Linked DNA regions of Homo sapiens: regions 1 and 2 are each linked to region 3. Evidence: chromatin loops called from intact Hi-C (ENCODE). Cell type or tissue: GM12878. All regions are shown on one strand. Each heading gives the region's core, and the rest is flanking DNA. Links, peaks and the distances in the headings are about the cores only. Region 1 overlaps TNPO3 (transportin 3). Region 2 overlaps TSPAN33 (tetraspanin 33). Region 3 has its middle 36 kb from the start of TNPO3.

Evidence for each region. A loop is a pair of places that touch in the nucleus more often than their neighbours do. Peaks named below come from ENCODE experiments on the same cell type or tissue, not always from the same donor. Only the 100,000 strongest peaks of a DNase experiment are listed, where the experiment ranks them.
Region 1: it touches region 3 in a loop (3-fold over the local background); 3 of 110 quality-filtered maps call a loop at or near these places.
Region 2: it touches region 3 in a loop (5-fold over the local background); 3 of 110 quality-filtered maps call a loop at or near these places.

Annotation. Positions count from the first base shown.
Region 1 is chr7:128,955,468-128,961,718 of GRCh38, reverse strand. It overlaps TNPO3 (transportin 3), which reads left to right. Exons shown (of 23, transcript NM_012470.4): 22 at 4,404-4,495. The coding sequence ends at 4,464. Among named protein-coding and RNA genes, the nearest start is that of IRF5, 21 kb to the right of the region's middle. In GM12878, for the core only: no CTCF peak of the experiment used is centred there; no DNase peak of the experiment used is centred there; H3K4me3 peaks cover 256 bases; H3K27ac peaks cover 651 bases.
Region 2 is chr7:129,161,391-129,167,793 of GRCh38, reverse strand. It overlaps TSPAN33 (tetraspanin 33), which reads right to left. Exons shown (of 8, transcript NM_178562.5): 2 at 6,058-6,115; 3 at 5,273-5,400; 4 at 4,887-4,961; 5 at 3,225-3,320; 6 at 888-1,016; 7 at 234-395; 8 at 1-21. It also overlaps the pseudogene RNY1P11. Among named protein-coding and RNA genes, the nearest start is that of TSPAN33, 20 kb to the right of the region's middle. In GM12878, for the core only: a CTCF peak has its summit at 3,682 (motif pointing left); a DNase peak (open chromatin) is centred at 903; H3K27ac peaks cover 2,856 bases.
Region 3 is chr7:129,088,229-129,094,631 of GRCh38, reverse strand. It overlaps the pseudogene LOC112267982. Among named protein-coding and RNA genes, the nearest start is that of TNPO3, 36 kb to the right of the region's middle. RefSeq lists an enhancer at 4,625-4,774. In GM12878, for the core only: a CTCF peak has its summit at 2,948 (motif pointing right); DNase peaks (open chromatin) are centred at 2,961 and 4,881; H3K27ac peaks cover 1,684 bases.

The sequences.
Region 1 (6,251 bases), core at 1,252-6,251, 130 kb after region 3:
GCTCGAGAAATAGTGACCATAAAAGCTTTCAGAAATATGGTGGAAGGATAGGAATTTGGGGACTAGAAGCCAGAAAACAGAATCTAAAAAATACTGGCAGTTAAAAAAGTAAATAAATAGAAAGCTAAGAAATATCAAACGTCAGAAGGACCGAGACAGAAAATACAGTCATGTGTTACTTAATGATGGGGATATGTTCCAAGAAATGTGTCATTAGGTGGTTTAGTTGTTGTGCAAACGTCATGGAGTATACTTCTACAAACCTAGATGGTATAGCCTACCGGACACCTGGTCTATATAGTGTAGCCTATTGCTCCTAGGCTACAAACCTGTATAGCAGGTTACTGTACTGAATACTGTAGGCAATTGTAACACAATGGTAAGAATTTGTATATCCAAACATATCTAAACATAGAAAAGGTACAGTAAAAATACAGTATAAAAGAGAAAAAAAAAGGTATACCTGTATGAGGGCACTTACCATGAATGGAACTTGCAGAACTGGAAGTTGTTCTAGGTGAGTCAGTGAGTGAGTGGTGAGTGAATAGGCGGCCTAGGACATTACCGTATACTACTGTAGACTTTTTATAGATACTGTATACTTAGGCTACACTAAATTTATAAAAAAATTTTTTTCATCAATAATAAATTAACCCTTGGCCAGGCGCGGTGGCTCATGCCTGTAATCCCAGCACTTTGGGAGGCCGAGGCAGGCAGATCACTTGAGGTCAGGAGTTTGAGACCAGCCTGGCCAACATGGTGAAACCCCATCTCTACTAAAAATTTAAAAAATTAGCCAGGCGTGGTGGTGGGCACTTGTAATCCCAGCTACTCAGGAGGCTGAGGCTGGAGAATCGCTTGAACCTGGGAGACAGAGGTTGCAGTGGGCCGAGATTGTGCCACCGCACTCCAGCCTGGGCGACAGAGTGAGACTCTGTCTCAAAATAATAATAATAATAATAATAATAAATTAACTCTTGCTTACTGTAACTTTTTTACTTTATAAACTAAATTTTTTTTAACTCTTGGACTCCTTTGTAATAACACCTAGCTTAAAACACAAATTGTACAGCTCATTAAAAAATTTTTTCTTTATATCTTTATAAGCTTTTTTCTATTCTTAAAATTACTTTATTTTTTTTTTTTAGCTTTTAAACTTTTTTGTTAAAAGCTAAGACACAAACACATATTAGCCTAGACCTACACAGGGTCAAGATCATCAATATCACTGTCTTCCACCTTTTTACATCTTGTCCCACTTAGAAGGTCTTCAAGGGCAGTAACACACATGGAGTTGCCATCTCCTAGGATAACAATGTCTTCTTCTGGAATCCCTCCCGAAGGACCTGCCTGAGGCTGTTTTACAGTAAATTTTTTTTTTTTGTAAGTAGAAGGAATATACTCTAAATTAATGATAAAAAGTGTAGTATAGTAAATACATAACCCAGTAATATAGTTGCTTATGATCAATTATTGTATACTGTAGATAATTGTTTGTGTTGTCCTTTTATATGACTGGCAGTGCAGTAGGTTTGTTTATACCAGCATCACCACAAGCATGTGAGTAACGCAACATGCAGTTGTTCATCTCTATTATACTCATAGGATCACTGTCATACATGCAGTCCATCATTGACCAAAACATCATTGTAGCACATAACTATAGTTCTAACATTCATGGAGCTTTTTCGTTTTTTTGAGACGGAGTCTTGCTCTGTCGCCCAGGCTGAAGTGCGGTGGTGTGATCTCAGCTCACTGCAACCTCCACCCCCTGGGTTCAAGCGATCCTCCAGCCTCAGCCTCCCGAGTAGCTGGGATCACAGGTGCCCACCACCACACACGGCTAATTTTTGTCTTTTTAGTGGAGATGGATTTCACCATGTTGGCCAGGCTGGTCTCAAACTCCTGACCTCAGGTGATCTACCCGCCTTGGCCTCCCAAAGTGCTGCGATTACAGGTGTGAGCCACCGCGCCCGGCCTCAAGGAGCTTTTTGATCCATTTCTATGGGCTCCCCACCAAGGACACTTCAGTTAAACATTTGGCTGAAGTGTTTGACACCAAAGCACTTGCAGATAGGATTGGGGCAGAAGCCAAGTTGACAGTGTCACCTGTCCCTCATTTCACCCTATCGCACTAAAGTTCTCCCACACTTGCATTTCAGTTTCAATACTTTTTCTCATGTGCCACAAAGGAGGCTGTGAAGTTATCATTTCCAAAGTCTCTGCTGGGCACAGTGACTCACGCCTGTAATCACAGCACTTTGGAGGCTGAGGCAGGACGATAGCTTGAGCCCAGAGGTTCGAGCAGCCTGGGCAACACAATGAGACCCTGTTTCTATCTGTTCTGAAAACAAAACAAAACAGAAGTCTCTTGAGGAAGGGTAAAATTTAAAACATGTAAGACATTAGGATAGCAAAAAAATCTCGGTCTCCAGCACTGTCCTAACTTTCAGGGTTTTCTGTTATCCTAGTCCCTTGTGATAACACACCACATAGCAACTTCTCTTGGGTTACAGATCTTCCTCCTTCCTGACATTGGGAGCATGAGTGATATGGGCTCACATACCCTGGCTGCCTCCTTAACAGTCAGTATTAATTTGGAAGTAAAATGAGAAATGTAACACTTAAATTGAAGCTTATTAAATCCACAGAGGTAATGGCAATTCCAATAAAGCCAAAAGACCTTTCTCATTTTCTTTCTTTTTTCTTTTTTTTGAGACAGGGTCTCACTCTGTTGCCCAGCCTGGAGTGCAGTGGCACAATCATGGCTCACTGCAACCTCAACCTCCCCAGCTCAGGTTATCCTCCTGCCTTAGCCTCGTGAGTAGCTGGGACCACAGGTGTGCACCACCACACCCAGCTAAGTTTTAAATTATTTGTAGAGACGGGGTCTCCCTGTGTTGGGATTACAAGCATGAGCCACTGTGCCTGGCCACCTGCCTTATTTTCATTACATTTTTAGGATGGAGAGACTAGAAGAAAGTTTCTAGAATGTTCTGTTGAATCAAGTCATGGAGTCTAAGTCAAGGTTCTTAATGATGTTTCAGAACTTACAATGGATGGGGAAATCTGGATGTAGGAACCTAAATGGATAGCTCTATTTTCACCTTTTCTGTTGGATCGCTTAGAGCAGTTTCCTCCCCTGGTGTTTAACCATTATGAGATGGAAAGTGTGTTTTCATCTGCATTGAATCCTTGGCTGTAGGCACTGGTATCTGAGTTAGTTGAGCCAGGGAGAGGGCTACAGGAAGGCAAGCATATTAAGAATTGCTTCCTGGCTGGGCGCGGTGGCTCATGCCTGTAATCCCAGCACTTTGTGAGGCCGAGGCGGGCGGATCACAAGGTCAGGAGTTCGAGACCAGCCTGGCCAACATGGTGAAACCACATCTCTACTAAAAATACAAAAAAATAGTCGGGCGTGGTGGTGGGCACCTGTGATCCCAGCTACTGGGGAGGCTGAGGCAGGAGAATCGCTTGAACCTGGGAGGCGGAAGTTGCAGTGAGCTGAGATCGTGCCATTGCACTCCAGCCTGGATGACATGAGCAAGACTCCATATCAAAAAAAAAAAAAAAAAAAAAAAGGAAGTGCTTCCTTCTCCACTGCTTTAGCTTTTAGCTTAGCCTTATGTTCATTTAGCAAAAACTGTTATGAAGACAGATACAGTAGAATGAAGCTGGCATCAGCTGGTTTCTTGGTGACAGTTTTGGACAAAGGGAGGTCGGGGGGCTTTTGAAAAAACAGGGTCAGTTGAATATTGGGCTATTCATATCACATAGGCATCTCCTGCTTTGTCTCTCTTTCTACATGCTTTAACCCTTTCCTCTCTCCCTCCTCCTCCCACAGGAGGAAATCCTGAGCAGCCTGTTCAACTAGAAAATCAATGACTGGTGGAGACTTAGTTGCTAGACCGGCCTTTGTAAACAAAATCTATCTTTGGAAGAGAATGAGGAAACTTATGAGAGCCGTAGCAACCAAGTGTTGTTGTAGCAGCCTACATTTATTGAATACTATTTTGTTCACTGCTCTATTTTCATAAGCACTCTGTATGTGGACGATTTTAATCCTCTAAACAGTGTTATGAAGTAGATAATATTAATAGATGAGGAAACTGAGACAAAGATTGGTAACTTGTTCAAGGGCACAGTGGAGCCAAGATTCAAACTCGGGCAGTTTGTGTCCAGAGTACACCCTTTGAAGACCACCAAGCTTATAACTTTTCTCATATATAATAATTTTTGCCCTGAATTACAGAAAGATCTGAAGCCAGGATCGCTCAGGAGACGATGGAGAGAGCTCCTAGCAGAGTTGGGACGGTTCTCAGTGTGCCCCAATGTTGCAGTTGTTTTTCAGCATATTCTGTCTTTCTCCTCAGTCAAGGACCAACCTACCTTTTCTTTTCTAGTGCTGAGGAATGTAAACAAGTTTGCTGGGCCTTGCGAGACTTCACCAGGTTGTTTCGATAGCTCACACTCCTGCACTGTGCCTGTCACCCAGGTGAGGATACATAGTTCCCAGCTTTTGTCCGGACTGTCGGACTGTTGGGGATGCCTGGGAATGGGGATAGGTTTTAATGCCTATCATGGGACCAGTCTTATAGCTAGAGTCAGGGAAGGACTCAGCAGTTTAACTGTGGTGAACAGCTGGAATATACAGGGCCCGGATTTTCTTGGGCCTGGGCAGCCAGTAATTGTCAGTGTCTTTGGGGTACCATTTTCACCTCCATAAGAAAGTAACTGTTACACAGTGCATTGAAACATTTTCTTCCCCCTTCCCCTTACAGACACTTCTAAGATGGTAAGTGTACATGGCAACAAACAAATAAGTATTTTTAACCTGGCCACTTTGGCGAAAACAACCTCAAGTTGACTGTTATATGTGGTGCCAGTCTCCTAAAACTGACCCTCCAGATGTAATGAGCAAAGAGCTTATTCTTATCACTTTTATGACCTGAATGCTGAAGTGCCAGGTTTTGACCAGGGCAGGAGGTATGAATTGAATATCCCTTATCCGAAATGCTTGGGATTTCGGAGGAAAAAACACTTTCAGAAGTGTTTTTCAATTTTGGATTTTTTGGGATTTTGGAATATTTGCAGAATGCACACCAGTTGAGCATTCCTAATCCAAAAATCCAAAATCCAAAATGCTCCAATGCTCATTCGCTTGAGGGTCATATCAGCGTTCAAAAAGTTTCAGCTGTTAGGGATGCTTGGCCCTTACAGGAGAGGAGGAGCATCTTTGGCTCCCGATGAGCACTTTTCTCCACGTGCTTTCCGTCTCCTGGTTCTGAAGCAAAGCAAGAAGCTTAGCTGAAAGGAGTGGGTAGTAGAATTTGGGTGCCAGTTTCTTGATGGAGAGAAGAAAGGTAGCTCTCCTCTAAGCCCACCCTTTGATGTCTCAAGGTGAGTTTCTTCTCCCAGGAGGCAATTCTTGATGAATCTGTAGCACTCACTGGTAGTTTCTGTGTTAAATGCATTCATAGGTAAAAGTGATGTTCAGCAGTGCCTTGCCACACCCAAAATCATTTCTCAACTTTGATTGTTTTAATGAGTAATAATATCATTTGGGATGTCCTGGTTTTGCATGGTGTCTGGGTTAGCTGACATTGATACACCTCATAAGGTTGCTCATGGACAGCTGTAGGTGTTCATGGTTAACTTTTATTGTGCCCTTACTGTGTGTCAGGGCACTGTTTTAAGTGTTTTAGATGTATTAACTAAGATAATCCTCATCTGCTTTTCTGGATTTGTTACTATTTTTCCCATTTTACAAATGAGGAAATTGAGGTTCAACAATGTTTAACAATTTGCCTGACAGTTATTCGTGGAGCCAGAATTCACATGTAGATATTCTGGTACCAGAGTCCTCACTTTGAACCACTCCGCTTAATACAGTATCCTTTCGATAGCATCTAAATTGGTGTTTTGTTTTGTTTTGTTTTCAACTGTTATTAGTAGGCAAAGCCTTCTTTCAAAATAAAATCGACATGAAGCCTGTGGGATTTAGCAGACTGAGGCAAAGCTTCCCTGGTTGCTTTGGAATGGGAGGCCTGGACCTGCTGGCTCTTTGCCCTCCTGACACATCATCCCTTGTTTCCACAGCACACTCAGCATTGGAAGCACACTGCAGACGGTGTCTCATTAAAGCAGTAGCTCCCTTGAACCCACAAGTTAAAACGCCAGACTTTTATTTATTTGTTTATTTTTTCTGAGTTCTTATTGGCAGACTTCAGAATGAGGTACCTGAGGAAATA
Region 2 (6,403 bases), core at 597-5,596, 73 kb before region 3:
GGACAGCAGAATTCCCACCAGCTGGGAGAGGCAAGAAGGAATTGGGCACTCAGCAGTGAGTGATGGCCTTGTTTTCCCTGGCTCGATCTTCCCAGTGCGGCCAGCACTATCCCTTTCCCTACCCCTCAGCCATGTCAGTGCCTGACACCCTCGCTGATCCCCAGGTGCCTTCCCCAAAACAAAGGAGTCTTTACAGAGTGTGTGGGACCAACAAGTCTCACAGGGTAAGTTACCTGGGGGATGGCCAGGCCTAGAGCCACACCACCAAGTAAGAATAGGTTGCTGTGTATCCAGTTGACCAACTTGTCAATACAGCCATTGGTGTAGATGACTTTGCTAGCTTCCAAGTAGTCAAAGGCCTGCATACCTTGGCCACACATAGTGTTGATCACTGCCTGGGGAAAGAGTTGAAAAGCCAATTGGGACTGTAATTCCAATAACTTTTTGTTTGGGGCCTTAGCTGATGGGCTTCCCACCCTTCCCAAACTCCTAAATTGTCAGAGAATATATGTGGAGGATATTGGGTTGGAAGTTGCCAAATGCAGACTTCCCTTCCTCTGAGAGGTCAGGATCCAGGTCTCTTTGCTCTGGGTGGTGGAATAATCTGTACAACAAACCCCTAAGACACAAGTTTACTTATATAACAAACCTGCACAGGTACTGAATCTGAACTTAAAACTTAAATCTGTCCCTTCTGAACTCCATGTGGACTACATGAGTATGAGGTTAATAGAAGCATCAGGTTGGGGTGAAGAAAAACACCTGACAGCTGTCCCACATGACTGATCGGTGAAGCTAGGGGATGGGGATCCCCAGTAGCAGCTGCCCCCATCAGAAAGTGACTCAGCTCGCTGCCTAGGAGGAAATGAGGCAGGATGCTGGCTCACCTGGTCAGGAGTAGGCAAGCAACAGGAGTAAGGCACAGAGCAGCGCTCTCGACTGGGGTTGTCTTCTGAGCAGTTGAAATACATGTTCTGAGACCAGTCCTTGTAGGAAATCCCTCCACAGCAGCTAAACTGCAACAAAACCCACCAGAGGTTAAGAATCACCCACCCCTCACACTGAGGTGACCAGGGGAATTCTCAGAGCCACCAAAAGTCTATAGCAAGCTTCTACTGGGAACTTTAGGTTGTGTTTTAACACAGCCTTAAACTTTGAGCTCCAGCTTCCCAGTTGCCTTCGCCTGAAGATATTCTCACTTCTTAATTTCTATTACTTCGTATATCTTGTTATAACTTACCACTGTGCTTGTTGGTATTACAGTTGTACATATATTTTGTTTTACATACTCAGCTATAATCTTCTTGAGAGAAGTTTCTGGCTTTGCAGGCAAATGGAAGTGATCAAAAGTATTGGCTGAAATAATTACAGTATCAGTGCTGAAAAACTTCTCCTTAAGATAGAGAAAACACAGGGGAGGAATCTTCAATATTGTGAGTCAATCATTACTCCATGAGAGCCAACTGGATCTCAAAGTCAAGTGTCTATTGCACCAGAGGAAGGGGAACTCAGGACTTGTCTCAGAAGCACTTTTACTTAAAAGTTAACTTTTTTGGCCAGGTGCTGTGGCTCACACCGGTAATCCCAGCACTTTGGGAGGCCGAGGAGGGCAGATCACCTGAGGTCAGGAGTTCAAGACCAGCCTGGCCAATATTGCAAAACCCCATCTTTACTAAAAATACAAGAATTAGCTGGGCGTGGTTTGGCAGGCACCTGTAATCCCAGCTACTCAGGAGGCTGAGGCAGGCAGATTCACTTGAACCCAGGAGGCGGATGTTGCAGTGGGCCAAGATCACGCCATTGTACTCCAGCCTGGGTAACAGAGCAAGACTCCGTCTCAGGGAAAAAAAAAAGTTAACTTTTATTTTTCACTTATTTATTTTTGAGACGGAGTCTCTGTCTGTCACCCAGGCTGGAGTGCAATGGCATGATCTTGGCTCACTGCAACCTCCAACTCCCAAATTCAAGCTATTCTCGCACCTCAGCCTCCTGAGTAGCTGGGACTACAGGTGTGCGCCACCAAACCCGGCTAATTTTTGTATTTTTGGTGGAAACAGGGTTTCATCATGTTGGCCAGGCTAGTCTCAAACTCCTGACCTCAAATGATCTGCCTGCCTTGGCCTCCCAAAGTGCTGGGATTACAGATGTAAGCTACCATGCCTGGCCTAATTGTTAACTTTTGATTCATAGCAGCCTTGTTCACAGTAGCCGAACGGTGGAAGCAACCCTTTTCTCCACTGGTGAATGAATGGATAAACAAAATGTGGCATATACATACAACAGAATATTATTCAGCCTTCAAAAGGAAGGCAGTTGTGGCACATGCCAAAACAGAGATGAAACTTGAAGACATGCTAAGTGAAATAACCCACTCAAAAAAGCATTAATACCGTGAGTCCCTTCATTTGAGGTACCTAGAGTTGTCAAATTTACAGACAGAAAGTAGAATGGTGGTTGCTGGAGGAGAGGAAAATGGGGCTTTAGTGTTCAATGGATACAGAATTTCAGGAGAGGAAAATGGGGAGTTAGTGTTTAATGGATACAAAGTTTCAAGAGAGGAAAATGGGGAGTTAGTGTTTGATGGATACAGAGTTTCAAGAGAGGAAAATGGGGAGTTAGTGTTTGATGGATACAGAGATTCAAGAGAGGAAATGGGGAGTTAGTGTTTGATGGATACAGAGTTTCATCTGGGGCAGATGAGCGTTCTGGAGATGGTGGTGATGGTTGCACAACAATTGAAGGTACTTCATGCCACGGATCTGTATGCTTAAAAATGGTAAATTTTACATTATGTAAATTTTATCACAATTTTTTAAATGTAATTTTCTTTTTTTTAGTCTAGTCAAGTGCAGCAGTGAGAAGGGGGGAAAGAGTAGAACAAGGAGTTGGATCTGTAGCTGACTGTGAACAATCAAATGAGATAACTCACTCCCTTTGGACCAGCCTAAAATGTCACTTTTGAAGAGGTAATATTCAAGAATCTGCCCAGTTCCTCACCCCCTGTAGGTAACCATTTATAACACAGTAGATTACTATATATACTGTTCTGTGTCTTTAAAAGTACATTTAAAGCACTCTGCTACGTGTGCTTTTTTGCCAAACCCCTTCCCAGAAGCCATTACCTGGCAGGTAATGAAGAGCCCCACAGGCATAGAGGGTGAGGCATCTCTTGGGATGACATTCACTTTTACCCACAGTCCCCCAGACCACTGGCTGACCCATACCTTTTTCTGGCCAAAATCAATGAGGTTCTGCAGATCCAAGTCATCTCGGTAGTGCACAATGGCATTGTTGATGATCTCACTCACTTTCCCTCGAGCCTGCCGGAGACATGGGCAAGGAATCAGAACACAGGACTAATCCCTAACTTGCTCCTTCCAGCAAAAATAACAGTAGACAGGGATCATCCTTCTTAACTGAGTCTGCCTTGAAATCAGAACCGAGTCCTAATGGTGGAAGATAGCCGGTTCAGTTCCAAAGCCCATCCCAGGGCCCTCAGGTACCAGTGGGCAGGAGAAATGCTGGACCTGCTGTTGAAGCTTTTCAGAGACACATTTCAAGATATACCAATGTGTATCTATCTCTGAATGCTATTATCACAAAATACTTGTTGACTGATAAAAACAAACTAATTTTTAATTTTTTTAGCAGAAAGTAGCTTACTGAGCTGAGGCACTGCCCTCTAGTGGACACTAGATAATTGCATCTCTTTAGACTCAAAACAGAGCTATTTAATACATCATTTCAGGATCTTACTGTAAGCCAGGAGGACTACGAAATTCGGAATTAACTCAGTGGCTCTCGATTTCATAATTTTCTCCCCTCCCCTCCCCTCTCCCTTTCTCTTTTCTTTTCTTGATACAGTTTTACTGTCGCCCAGGCTGGAGTGTAGTGGCGCGATCTCAGCTTACTGCAACCTCCTTCTCCTGGGTTCAAGCAATTCTTGTGCCTCAGCCTCCTGACACCTGGCTAATTTTTTTGGTGTTTTTTAGTAGAGACAGGGATTCGCCATGTTGGCCAGGCTGGACTCGAACTCCTGGCCTCAAGTGATCTGCCCGCCTCAGCCTCCCAAAATGCTGGGATTACAGGCATGAGCTACCGCGCCTGGCCCAATTTCATAATTTTCTACCATAGTCTCTTCCTTCCTGCCCCACTACTTTTCTCAAATTTTCTTTCCTTAGTTTTGTAGTCTGCCCTTGGCAATCATTTGCCTTTTGGGAAAGACATTCTGGTTCTTAAAAAGGACTGTCACTGAATGGCAGACCATTTCCAGATATGGCAAGCATTGTTCAAAACCTTTTATTAAGCCAATCATGGTGGCACATGACTGTAATCCCAGAGACTTAGGAGATGGAGGCAGGAGGATCACTTGAGCCCAGGAGTTCAAGGCCAGCCTGGCAACCTAGTGAGACTCCCATCTCTTAAAAAACAAAAACAACAACCAAAAAAAAAAAAAAAAAGAAAGAAAGAAAAATAAACCTCAAAACAAAATCTTGTTCTCTTCCCCCTTCCTTCCTTCTGTTTATCTCAATAAACAATTTTTAAAAGAAATAAGAGGCTCTTCATATTGTCAGTGGTCCACTTGATTATTGAGTTTGATTCTGTCATTTGCTATTAAAGTTTCTAAGTTATTTTAACTTTGTGTTTGTATAATTTACTTCCCTGTTAGCTTCTCAGACTGTCAGAGGAAAGCACCTTATGATCTTAAAATTCTCTTCAAATATGATGAGTTTACAGGCTATTCATTCACCCCTAATGAACTTTTCAACGACTGATGTTTCTCAGGGGAAGGAGCTGTGGTTAATTAACCAGGCTAAACATGGGCAGGAACCTTCCTTCCTCCCTCTGGGTCACACCTGAGGAGGCCTCCTGGCTCCCAGTGTTACCTTGTCTGAGAAGACGAAGCCCAGGATCCCAGCGGCCAGCTGCAGCAGGAACACAGCGGTGAGGCAGAGGGAGAACTGTGGAGCAGCAGGAAGAAGAGGCGTCTAGGACCACTCATGGCAGCAACCCCTTCCAGGGCCAAGGGGATGCTGGGAGCTGCCAGGCAATTCTCCCAGATGCCCCACACATGAGAAAGGCAGCTGCCTCTGGGACACTGTCTTGGGGGTGGCCACCCTGTGCTGGGTCACCCGGGCTAAGCTCTGCACTGAGGGGTGGACAGCACAGGCTTGGGGGTAGGGTAGGACAAGGCAACCAAAGGGCCGTGGGAGGCTAAGAGGCATGATGGGGAGAGGGCCAGGGTCTTTCCAGTGGGGCCTTGACCACTCACCGTCTGCAGGAGGCAGATGTTCTCGCGGAGGGACCCAATGCAGCCACAGAAGGTGAGCAGGAACATGAGGACACCCACCACGATCAGCAGGATGGCAGGGTCCACTGCCAGGCAGGCTAGGGCTGCTTCTGGAAAAGGAGCCGGCCCTCAGCCTGAGCCTGGTGCCCACTGAGGAACCCCTGGATGGGGTGGGAGGGTGCCCCAAACTGTTCTCCTTCCCCTGGTGGGGGAATCTCCATTATGGTTGGATGAAGGTTAAGGGGAGGCAGTACCCCTGTCCCATGGGGAGAACCAAAAAGGGCCCAGAAGGGTTGTGGCATTTAATTTGAGGAACTAAAGAAATAAAAGCCTTTATTCCTGGGCTTAAGGAGGGGCTGCTTTCGCTCCGCAAAAGAATTGGAATGGCATTAGGCTCACCAGCTTTGCAGATTCTGTTTCCTGGTGACTTGTGTGGTGAAATAGGAATGGTGGTTGGGTTTCTCCAGGACAGAGCTAGGGAGGGGCTAAAGCCCTTGATGACTCTCTGCTCCCAGGGGCCTACCTTCTTTCTCACACACTTCCTAAGCCTCAAATGTAGGCATATCCTGGAAGACTCAGAGGGGCTCAGGGAAATCCAGGGGCACTGGCCTGGGGGGGTCTGACACCTACGTAGACCATGAAGATTTGGCTCCAGGGAGGCTGCCTCCTTTAGCCCCATAGCTTATGTGTGAGGGCCAGGCTGAAGGAGGCAGAGGGGAAAGGGGCATGGCACAAGGTGGGGGCAGGGAGGGAGAGCTACAGCTCACCTGCATGCTTCATTAGCCGAGCGTAGACACCCACAGCCACCATCACCATGGAAATCACCTGTGGAGACAGGAAAAGAGCCAGACCCTGAGATTCTGGAAACCAGAGAGCCCTGAATGCCATGAGAAACCTAGGAGAGCAGGAGAAGGACTGCTTTCCTGGGACCCAAAGGTGAGCATCTTTCACCTCCCCAGTGATTCTGCTGATAGAATCTGTCAGGGCTTTACCTCCATGAGACACTTTTACCCACATCATATTTTTCATTATTCATTCAGTGCTCGTAACACAATTAGGTTGTGAGGCAGACATTATGCCTATTTTACGGATGAGGAAATTAAGGCAATCCAA
Region 3 (6,403 bases), core at 782-5,781:
TGGGAGACTGAGGTGGGAGGATCGCTTGAGTACAGGAGGTAGAGACTGCAGTGAGCCATAATTTCACCTCTGCACTCCAACCTGGGTGACCTTGAGACCCTGTCTCAAGGAAAAAAAAAAAAAAAAAAAAATATATATATATATATATATATATATATATATATGTAGCTATATATAGGTAGATAGATATTGATATATAATTTATTTACTTTTTAAATTGTCAGATAAAATTTTATGCATTTATCATTTACAACATGATGTTTTGAAGTATATATACATTGTTGAATGCTTAATTCTAGCCAATTAAGTGCTTTACCTCACAGAGTTATGATTTTTGTAGTGACAGCACTTAACATCAAGTGTCTTAGCATTCTTCAAAGATAGAATATATCATCATTAACTACAGTCATCATGCTGTGTGACAGATCTCTTGAGCTTATTCCTCCTATCTAACTGTAATTAGGTGTGCTTTGGCAGACATCTCCCCAAACCTCCCCGTAAAACCCCAGCCTCTGGTAACCACCATTCTGCTCTCTGATTCAATGAGGTCAACTTGTTTAGATTCCACATATGAGTGAGATTATGAGGTATTTGTTTTTCTGTGTCTGGCTTATTTCAATTACCATAATGTCCTCCAGGTTCATCCACATGATTGAAAATGACAAGATTTTCTTTTCTTATGGCTGAATAATACTCCATTGTGTATATACACCACATTTTCTTTACCCATTCATTTGATTATGGACATTTTTAGGTTGATTTTTAATCTTGGCTATCATCAATAGTGCTGCAATAAACATGGAAGTTCAATAAATAAATAGGATTCATAATGCCTGTTGTTTTCTTATATCCATATATATAAATCATGTTTCTAGGTATATAAATGTCCCATTAATCCCTTTGATCACTCTAGAAAATGCTGTTTTTTCTTGAATACAAGAATGTTCAAAGAAGCACTCTTATAATAGCCCTAAACTATAAATATCCAAAATGTCTACCATGAATAAAATGGATACATTGTGGTATATTTCTACAATGGCATACTAGCACAATAGGAAAGAATGGTGTGCAACAACATAGATTAATTCACAGTGCTCAGCAAAAGGCATATATGTGAGTACATATTGTGTGATTCCTTCTATATGAAATTCAAAAGCAGATAAAATTAATCTATGATGTTAAAAATCATAATAGGAGTTACAGTGGGGGTGATTTGTGACTGGGAGGAACATGAAGGGGGGCATTAGGGAATGCTGGTAATGTTCTCTTTTTTGATCTGGAGGCTTAGTTACACAGGTGTACTCTGTGAAAATTATTTGAATGGTACATTTATGATTTGTGCATTTTTCAATTTTTGTTATAATTTGATTAATTTTTTTTTTTAGATGGAGTCTTGCTCTGTCACCCAGTCTGGAGTGCAGTGGTGCAATCTCTACCTGGTGCAACCTCTGCCTCCCGGATTTAAGCGATTTTCCTGCCTCAGCCTCTTGAGTAGCTGGGACTACAGGTGCACGCCACCATGCCCGGCTAATTTTTGTGTTTTTGGTAGAGATGGGGTTTCACCATGTTGGCCGGGCTGGTCTGGGACTCCTGATCTCAAGTGATCCACTCGCCTCAGCCTCCCAAAGTGCTGGGATTACAGGCCTGAACCACCACGGCCAGCCCATAATTTGATTATTATTTTTTTAAGTTAATTAACTAGCTGGGTGTGGTGGTACATGCCTGTAATCCCAGCTATTCGGGAGGCTGAGGCAAGAGAATCGCTTGAACCCTGGAGGCAGCGTTTGCAGTGAGCCAAGATCAGCACCACTGCACTCCCACCTGGGTGACAGAGTGAGACTCCATCTCAAAAAAATAGGCCTGGCGCGGTGGCTCATGCCTGTAATCCCAGCACTTTGGGAGGCTGAGGCTGGTGGATCACAAGGTCAGGAGATCGAGACTATCCTGGCTAACATGGTGAAACCCCGTCTCTACTAAAAACACAAAAAATTAGCCGGGCGTGGTGGCACTCCCCTGTAGTCTCAGCTACTCGAGAGGCTGAGGCAGGAGAATCGCTTGAACCCGGAAGGTGGAGGTTGTAGTGAGCCAAGATCGAGCCACTGCACTCCAGCCTGGGCGACAGAGGGAGACTCCATCTCAAAATTAAATTAAATTAAAAGTTAATTAACTAGCCAGACTAGTTACACTACTGTACACTAGGTACACTAGTGTGTACCTGTAATCCTAGCTACTTGGGAGGCCGAGGTGGGAGGACTGCTTGAGCCCAGGAGTTCAAGTCCAGCCTGGGCAACACACTGAGACCCCTGTCTCTTAAAAAAAAAAAAACAGTTGATGAAACAAAAATAATTGTTTAGCGGCCTTGTGCCGCTTTGGTCATATGTTTTGCTCTCTCTTCTTGTGACCAAGCCCTGGCAAGTTTAAGACTCTATTTGTGACCACAAAGCTAAGGGGTCCTTACAGGGGTGAAGGTTATGATCTCAGCTCCAAGATAACTGGTCCTGGAACCTAAACCAAGGGTGTGGGCAGGCCTACCCTTTTGCAAAATACTAGAAAGGCATTTGTAATTTTTTTTCAGTTTTTTTTTGTTGTTGTTGTTTGTTTGTTGTTTTTTCCATTTTTTTCTTCTCATTCTGGAAGAGGAAGAGAAGTGAGAAAAGGCAGTGAGAGTGGCTTACATAAGATGAAGTTTGTGAAAACACCTTGTAAACTGCAGGTTTTCTCATTACAAAGCAGTTTTTAATAGTGGGCAACGATAAGTGGGAGAACTGGGTTTGGGAAGCAGAAAGGGTGAGGAAAAAGAGAAAAAGTCATAATGAAGAGCGTCCCTCTGGTGATACCTTTTTTCCCTCCTTGCACCTGCCTTGGATCCAAGAAGAGCTTCCGGTCTTTGTTACAGTCAGCCCCTGGCGTCTGTTCCCCTAGCCAGGCGGAGTCCCGCTTTCTACCGCAAGAGGGCGATATGGCCACACTGAGCTGGGACCCAATTGCAGAATTGAGAGGAGTCGCTGTGGCCTGGGTTTAATCTGGCTTTGAGGGCTAGACCCCCGACTGGCCAAACCCTCCTCTGTCCCCTCCTGCCCCAAGCCAAGCTATGGAGAAACTGTGGAGCAGAAGAGCAGGGAGGCATTTCGCAAGTTGCATTTCATCTCTGGCGCATTGAAATTTAGGGCATGGGGTTGGGAAATTTGAGGGTGTTTTTTTTTCTTCCTGTGGTCTCATGGAGAATAAAATGTGCATTGCCTCTGCAAAGAGCTTGAAGACCAGGGCCAGGAATCAAAGTCCTTCTGGACCAGGGTCACGGGGGCTTTCAAAAGTGGAATGCTGGCCGGGCACGGTGGCTCACATCCGTAATCTCAGCACTTTGGGAGGTCGAGGCAGGCCGATTACTTGAGGTCAGGAGTTCAAGACCAGCCTGGCCAACATGGGGAAACCCTGTCTCTACTAAAAATACAAAAATTGGCCAGGCGTGGTGGTGGGTGCCCGTAATCCCAGTTACTCGGGAGGCTGAGGCAGGAGAATCGCTTGAACCTGGGAGGTGGAGGTTGCAGTGAGCAAAGATCCCACCACTGCACTCCAGCCTGGGCGACAGAGCGAGACTCCTTCTCAAAAAAAAGAAAAGAAAAGAAAAGAAAAGAAAAAAGAAATAAAGTAGAATATTGACACAATAGGCTTTTTAAAAAAACAAAATTTTCCCCACTGTTGAATGGTTTTCTCCTTCACTTTTCCTTTCCCAATGCTGCAGCCCACTTCTCTTCAACAACCTCACCTGAATCACACACATCAGAGCCAGAAGGGACCTAAAAGACCATTTGCTCCTGTGCTGCTCAAATTGTGCCCAATTGTCACTAGCACCAGAATCAGCTGTGCTTGTTAAAATGCAGATTCCAGGACCCTGACTCAGACGCCACTGGGTGGGTCAGAAACCTACATTTTAAATGGGCACGCACCCTCCTCCAGTATATACATGTGGTTATCCATGCGCACTAAATTTTGAGAAGTTCTTTAGTTCAGCTCTTTCCATTTACAAGGGAGGAACAAATCTCAGAGGTCAAGTGTCATGCCCAAGGTTATCCGGCAGAGTGGCAGCATCACTAGGACTGAAATCAAGACCCTGTACCCTGACCTCACATCAGGGTAAGTTTTTACTCCACGTTTCTGAGAGCCCTAGAGTTTTGAAGAGGTGCTTCAGAGGTTCTGCAAATATTTAATTGCAAAGTGACCTGTTTAAAAGAAAACAGAAATTTGGCATTTGCAACTTCTTATTATGTGAATCAGGATTTTAAAAAACCTTGTGGTTGCAAGGATCAGCCATCATGTTCATTTAATGTTATTGAGATCACTGCAAAAGTCCTACCTTTATTACTGGCTGACTTAGATAAAATAAACGGTTGAAATGCCACTTTTATTTATCTATTGGAATTCTTTTTAAAGTTTCATACGACAAAGCAATTCTACTGCTCTATATAAAATGTATTGGGCAATCACTAACTCTGCGAGCACAGTGTTAAGCACTGTGGAAATAAACAAAAACCACCCAAGTGAGAAGAAACAGAAGCTGTTTATTCAGCGCTTGCTTTAGCCAGGGTCTCAGCCACCATCACTCGCATTTGTCAGAGACTCAGGCAGGCAGGGCTGTGCAAAGCTTTATAGTGAAAAAAAGGGAAGTCTTCAGCTATGCCTTGATTGGAGCTTGTTGGCATGGGAAAGCTAGAGGTAGGCTGACTAGAAATTGAGCATCCAGTGTGATTGGATTGGGGACCATATTTGGCTTTCTGTGCTTGGTCCTGAGTTGGAAGTGGGGGCAGAAGTTAGGGCAGCTGCACTTACTGACTTGGTCAAGTTCTGACTGTTCTGGGATGATTGCTGCAGAGGCTGTGGTTTGGCTTCCTGGATGGGTTGCTGCAGAGGTTGTGGCCCAGAGTTCTATTGTCATATATGATCTGGCCATTGTCTGTTTGTATTTTCATTCTCTCAGCCTTATCTGCATTACTTCATCTAAGCCCTTTCACAACCCCATGAGATTGATAATATTATTATTTCAGCTTTGTGAATGAGAAATGGAATTGCAGAGAAGTTAGGTAACTTGGCCAAAGTCAGACAGTTATGAAGAGGTAAAGATAAAACTTGAACCTAGGCAGACTGACCTCAGAGCCCTGGGTTTCTGTCTCAGCTTTACAGGGAAAAAAAAATTATAGAAACTGACAAACTGTCTAAAAATTCCCATGAAAATGCAAAGGATCTAGATTAGCCAAAACATCTTTGAAAGAGAATAACAAAGTTGGAGGGCTAACACCACCTGATTTCAAGGCTTCATAAAAAATAATAGTCATCAAGATGAGGTGCTATTAACATCATGATAGACAGCTCAAATAGAACAGATCAAATGGAACAGAATAGAAAGTTCAGACACACATACACACACATATACAATTGATTTTTAAAAAGACCCAAAGGCAATGAGAAAGGATAATTTCTAATGAATAGTTTCAGTGAGTTGGGCTAGAACAGTTGGATAGCTATATGCAAAAAAAGAAAAAAAGAACTTCAATTCATACCTTATACCACGTATAAAAATTAAGTCAAAATCGATTATGCACCTAAGTGTAAAATCTAAAACTATAAAACTTCTAGAAAACATAGAAGTAAAATCTTTGTGACCTTTAATTAGATAATATGTCTTAGATATTACACTAAAAGCACAGTCAATAGGAAATAAATTTGATAAATTGGACTTCATCAAAATTAAAAACTTCTTTTCCTGAAAAGATGCCATGAGAAGAATGAAAAGACCAGCCACTGACTGGGAGAAAATATTTGCAAAGCCCATATCTGATAAAGGATGTGTATCCAGAATATATAAAGAACTTTGGAAATCAAATAAGAGCAAAGAATTCAACTTTTTTTCAAAAAGTAGGCAACAGATCTAAACAGTTATTTCACCAAAAAAATGGATGGCAAATAAGCACATGAAAAGATGTTCAACATTATTCACATTAAGGAAATATAAATTAAAATCACAATCAGAAACTACTGCATACCTATTAGATGTCTGATTAAAACCATGTGTTAATAAGAGTGCAGAGGAACTAGAACTCTCATACACTGTTGGTGGGAATGTAAAATGATAAAACCACTTTGGAAAACAGCTGATCAGTTTCTTAAAAAGTTAAACATACTTACCATATGATCTAGCCTTTCCACCTCTGTGTATTCACCCAAAAAAAGCACATATTCATACAAAGACTTGCACACAAATGTTCATAGTAGCTTTATTGTTTTCTTCCTCAACTTTATTGAGGCATAATTGACAAATAAAAATCATAGCAGCTCTTTTTTTAAGAGATAGGGTCTTGCTATGTTGCCCAGGCTGGACTCGAACTCCAGGGCTCTAGTGATCCTCCTG